Linked DNA regions of Homo sapiens: region 2 is linked to region 1. The links are chromatin contacts, found by Hi-C or POLR2A ChIA-PET in ENCODE. All regions are on one chromosome and are shown on one strand. The core of a region is the stretch at or near the end of the contact, and the rest is flanking DNA. Distances in the headings are between cores, read along the strand shown. Region 1 has its middle 68 kb from the start of LRIG2. Region 2 overlaps PTPN22 (protein tyrosine phosphatase non-receptor type 22).

Region 1 (2,700 bases), core at 169-2,668:
CTCATTAGCAGAAAAATACACTTCAAGTTGCTTCCTGTCTTCTTTAGGCCTCAAGAAAGCTGTAACTGAGTGGGAAAATGTTGAAACCTCACAGCTAAAATGAGAGCATTCCAGGGAATTCTACAAAATCATGAAGTGCCTCCATCAGTTGAACACAAACCAATTCTCAAACCCAGGAAACCGTAACGAGAGATTGGGTGAACACTTCCTAGCTCTGACTTATTGCCAGGCATTGTTCTCATTGTTTTCTATATATTAACTCTCTAAATCCCCACAGTAATGTTATGAGTTAAATACTCTTATCATTTAAAAGATGAGAAATAGAGGCACAAAGAGGTTAAATGACCTACCCAAGCCTCAACAGCTAGGAAGTGGTAGAGCTAGGATTTGAACCTATATAGTCTCATCGCAGAGTCCTAAACTGCCTGAAATATGTACATTTAAGCAAAAAACAAAAAGTGCTGATTCATGGATTGGAATGGAGTGGGATGAGTAATAACTGGGTGGTGCTTTTTATCTCAATATGTTAGATCAGCTAAAGACAGAAGGGTTTTGATAGCTGAGGGGCCCAGTGTCTATCCCATACTTTAAGGAAGGCCTCAGAAAGGCCAGCTGCTCCCCTAGATCCACCCACAGCTCCTAGTGTCCCCTGACAGACAGCAGACTGGTGCCAGAGTAGTTTCATGTGGTTGAGAGCCAGATATGCAAACAGTTCTGCATGGGTCCCTTTATGCACTTACATACTGTATTTTTTACTAGAAAATGGTGACATATTTAGTACCTAGTGCAGCAATGTCGTAGGTCCTACAAGTATGAAGCCTAACTTCTAGAATGGACTCTACCACCTACTGTCCCTTGATTCAGTTCTTTGCAACTATAAATATTTATTCATTCAGTAAATAATTTTGAGACCTCCTCCATGCCAAGCAACATGCACTAATTTGAATTCAATAGTTGCCCTAAGGTACTCACTATTTGCTGGTGGTGACAGTCAGATAACGGGATCTTTATAAGCACTTCCGCACTGTGTCCTCAAAGTGTGCCAGGGAGTGAGGGAGGGCTCAACCTGTCCCTCTTCCCTAGGAGTCTGTGAGCAGCAAATGAGATCATACAGGGGAAAGGGCTTTGTAAATAGCAGAAGGTGAGAATGGGGTGTGTGAGGAGGTGGGGAAGAGGGGGAAGAAGGAGGAAGCAGAGGGAACGGGAGGCAGAAGGGAAGGAGGGGTGAAGGAGAAGAGAGGGAGTGGCAGGGGGAAGGAAGGGGAAGTAAAGTGGGAGGACTTCAACTAGGAGCTGGCTGCCTTTTCTGGAGACCTCGGGCAGGCAGCCGCCAAGCTGAGTGCTCCATCAGGGGCTGTGAGCCTGAGTGAGGCCTCACAGGAGTGAGGGAACCAAGCCTGAAGCTCAGGGCTCACTCTCCTAGCAGGCCAAGTCCAAACCTTGCAACCGTTGCCAGACTACTCTGGACTCCGTCCTAGTGGGGGCCTTAAACTCGTGTTATGTTGCTTGAGACTAGGTGCTTTCGCTGCTCCCCATGCACCCCAACCTCTTCAGGATCCCAGCTTGAAAAGTGACAAAGGCCAAGCTGTCCCTCTATTGTGATGCCCGATTTCTCATGAATCCCCTTATATAATGGTATCTCTGAGAAATGGTGGCTCGAGGTGACGCCAGCCACCACCATTCTCTGTACTGAATCGCCACCTAGAGGCCAGTTCTAGCCCAAACCAATGTGTAGGCCAAGTTTTCAATTTTGCCTCAAGATAGAAAACAAAACAAGAGTTATCTTTGAACAAAAAGATAAAAAGGCAAGAAAATGGCACAAGACCTTTAAAAGGACTCCATCAGTCCCTTCACCAACCCTGTGGTTTGCTGATGAGATATGCAAGGGCTGAAATGTCTCCACTTCTCAATGGGGCAGGATTTCCTCCATGGCTTGGGACCAATGTGAGAATGTCACTGTTTCTCACATATTCTAAAGTCTAGATTTGAAGAACAAATATGCCAAGAAAACCCTCCAGTTTGCCCTGCATGTCAGACCCCAGCCCATCTGCTCCTCTTCTTTCATGCCCAAATTCAGACACGTTGGCTAGCTTGGGAAGACAGCTCAGCAGAAGATAGGATGTCCTTTTTAGGAGAGTTTGCTAATTTGGCTTACATTTCTGGAATTAGATGCCCTACACTGAACATGAATACCCATTAATCCTGGACCATTTATTGGGAAGTAGTTGGATGAGTCTACAAAGGCATCGAAGGTAAGTTGATAGTTCAAAATGAGCATCAAGGCCGGGCATGGTGGCTCAACGCCTGTAATCCCAGCACTTTGGTAGGCCAAAGCGGGCAGATCACCTGAGGTCAGGAGCTCAAAACTAGCCTGGCCAACATGGCAAAACTCCGTCTGTCTACTAAAAATACAAAAATGAGCCGGATGTGGTGACAGGTGCCTGTAATCCCAGCTACTTGGGAGGGTGAGGCACGAGAATCACTTGAACCCGGGAGGCAGAAGCTACAGTGAGCCAAGATCGCACCACTGCACTCCAGCCTGGGCATCAGAGTGAGACTCTGTCTCAAAAAAAAAAAAAAAAAAGAAAAAAAAATGAGCATCGAGGTATTTTGGTCTGAAGAAAATCCAAGCTACATGGTTCCAGATCTTCAGTGCCCCAGCTTGAACAGTATCAGGAACAGCAGAGTACTAAGAAAAGT
Region 2 (2,700 bases), core at 132-2,631, 710 kb before region 1:
CAAACTGACTTGTGGACTTGAAATAGCTAGGTCATGTTAATTTGAAATTTTGTAGTGATAAAATTCATCTCTGAAAGCATAGAAAATCAGGGATTTGTAATTTCTACCCAGGATGTGGTAACAGAATATGGAGAATTCAGTCTATGTGCTCGTTTTAGGAAACACTGAAAAATAAAAATAAAAACCATATTCCTATTACCTACAGATAGCCACTATTACTATTTTTCTATAGTTTCTCCTGATTCTTATTGCATGCATACTTAAAAAAGAAAAAACATAATTGGGCCGGGCGCGGTGGCTGACACCTGTAATCCCAGCACTTTGGGAGGCCAAGGTGGGTGGATCACCTGAGGTCAGGAGTTTGAGACCAGCCTGACCAATATGCTGAAACCCTGTCTCTACTAAAAATAAAAAAATTAGCTGGATATGGTGGCAGGCACCTGCTAATCCCAGCTACTTGGGAGGCTGAGGCGGGAGAATTGCTTGAGCCTGCGAGGTGGAGGTTGCAGAGGGCCGAGATCACACGACTGCACTCCAGCCTGGGTAACAGAGTGAGACTCTGTCTCAAAAAAAAAAAAAATTACAATCACACTCTATTTATGTATCACAATCTTTTAACCTACCCCAGAATACCCATACTTGTTCACTCCATTAGGAATGCTCTTCCCTTCTCCTAGCCCAAATCTCTCACTGCCTACAATATTAATTTCACCCATATTTCTACACGAATAGTTTTACCCAATAGTTTTAGTTTTCTAAGTGGTCTCCATTTTTAATATAGAATTTAGAATTGACCCATTCATTCATGAAACGTGTATTGATGTTTATTAACAGGCACTTTTGTGTAATTTGTTAGAACTACTTTTAACTACTTAAATAGCAAGACCTTAAAGTGTTTAAAACACTTACAAATGAAGATGCAAATAGTTTTAGAGATAAAACAACTGACAATGGCAATTCAGATATTTAGTCTAGAAGTTGTGAATTAAAGGGATAAAATAAAGAGCTATTATAATATAAAACTGTTTGGCCTGCACAGATTTTCCACTAATAGCTGGTGGAAAAAAATAACTTTCATGTGTGCTGAGTGTAGGTGTTTTCTATATTCAACCTGTGAGGGAGAAAGCTTATGTGAAATGAAAGCATTAGCTGGTTTAATGCTGTCAGACTTGAAAGAAGGCTGATCCATGTAAATGCATAAAGATTCCAGAAGTATGGAACCTAGTTATATAAATAGCAATACTAATTTAATAAAACTATACCCCATTTCAAAAACGAATTTCATTTCAGGCCTACTTTTAAGAGTTGGAAGACGCTGAAAAAGCCTTCACATTTTGGCATTATCAAACAACTAACTGAACTTGACAGTTGTAGCTGTTTTTTCTGACACTACTGTAACCAGGAAATGGCACTGTAACCAGATGAGAGCTTCCTGTCTGATTTTTCTTTTTCTTCCTTTCTTTCCTTCCTTCCTTCCTTCCTTCCTTCCTTCCTTCCTTCCTTCCTTCCTTCCTTCCTTCCTTCCTTCCTTCCTTCTTTTGAGATGGAGTTTCACACTGTCACTCAGGCTGGAGTGCAATGGTGCGATCTTGGCTCACTGCAACTTCTGCCTGCCGGGTTCAAGCAAGTCTTCTGCCTCAGCCTCCCGAGTAGGTGGGACTCCAGGCACGCATCACCATGCCCAGCTAATTTTTTTTGTATTTTTAGTGGAGATGGGGTTTCACCATGCTGGCCAGGCTGGTCTTGAACTCCTGATTTCGTGATCTGCCTGCCTCGGCCTCCCAAAGTGCTGGGATTACAGGCGTGAGCCACCATGCCCAGCCCTGATTTTTCTTTCTTAAAGAAATTAGCCAGATGTGGTGGCTCACCCCTATAATCTCCGCACTTTGGGAGGCTGAGGCAGGTGGATCACTTGAGCTCAGGAGTTCAAAACCAGCCTGGGCAACATAGTGAGACCCTGTCTCTACAAAAAATACAAAAATTATCAGGGTGTAGTGGCAGGTGCCTGCAGTCCCGACTTACTTGGGAGACTGAGGTGGGAGCATCACTTGAGCCTGGGAGGTCGAGGCTGCAGTAAGCCGAGATTGCATCACTGCACTCCAGCCTGGGCAACACGGTGAGACCGTGTCTCAAAAAAAAAAATAAATAAATAAATAAATAAAGAGCATACTAATGGCTGTGTTGAATGATATAGACTCTGCATTGTTTCCTGCTAAAATTATCTTTGAAAAAAAATTGTTCTTTATTTGTACAGAAATGTGTAAAGTGTCAGGGAAAACCCTGAATAGGCCCTTTCAGGTAAAACCCTGATTAGGCCCTTTCAGATAAAAAGTAGGTTCAAAATTAAGTGCTTGAGAAAGTACAGGCAAAAACAGAGTAGTAATAACTCATAAACCTTGTAATAATAGAGGTCTCATTTCTCTATGGTGAAATCCTTTTGTAACCACAAATTTCAAAACCTTATTTAGTGGTTTACTTTTTTTTGGTATCTTTATTAGGACAAAATTTTAGCAACTTTATCTAAATGCACTGAACTAAGAGTGTGGAAATTAAGTTTCTAAGCCAAGCCCTGGAAATTCCTTCTGAATGACCTGGGATAAACTGTTTGTAAATAGGTATAAATAGCTTATCTACTTTATAGAGCAATTGTGAGGACCAAATTAAAGCATAGACATTGAAGTTATCTATCTATATACCAAC

The links. A loop is a pair of places that touch in the nucleus more often than their neighbours do. ChIA-PET counts read pairs that join two places held with the same protein, here RNA polymerase II (POLR2A). Pooled maps may share reads with other maps.
Region 2: a map of CD4-positive, alpha-beta T cell shows a loop between it and region 1 (7-fold over the local background). The contact joins two enhancer-like sites. A Hi-C loop is called at or near these places in 2 of 168 maps with a recorded cell type or tissue (CD4-positive, alpha-beta T cell and naive thymus-derived CD4-positive, alpha-beta T cell) and 3 of 50 pooled maps. POLR2A ChIA-PET finds 5 or more read pairs at or near these places in 1 of 52 experiments (BJ).

What each region holds. Positions count from the first base shown.
Region 1 is chr1:113,139,694-113,142,393 of GRCh38, reverse strand. No RefSeq gene overlaps it. Among named protein-coding and RNA genes, the nearest start is that of LRIG2, 68 kb to the right of the region's middle. RefSeq lists an enhancer at 1,419-1,588 and a cis regulatory region at 968-1,868. Within about 2 kb of position 1,418, at least 9 of the 41 ENCODE cell types and tissues checked have a DNase peak (open chromatin) inside an H3K27ac peak, as active enhancers do.
Region 2 is chr1:113,849,037-113,851,736 of GRCh38, reverse strand. The region is part of intron 10 of PTPN22 (protein tyrosine phosphatase non-receptor type 22); the gene reads left to right. The region is part of intron 3 of AP4B1-AS1 (AP4B1 antisense RNA 1); the gene reads right to left. Among named protein-coding and RNA genes, the nearest start is that of PTPN22, 21 kb to the left of the region's middle. Within about 2 kb of position 1,381, at least 3 of the 41 ENCODE cell types and tissues checked have a DNase peak (open chromatin) inside an H3K27ac peak, as active enhancers do.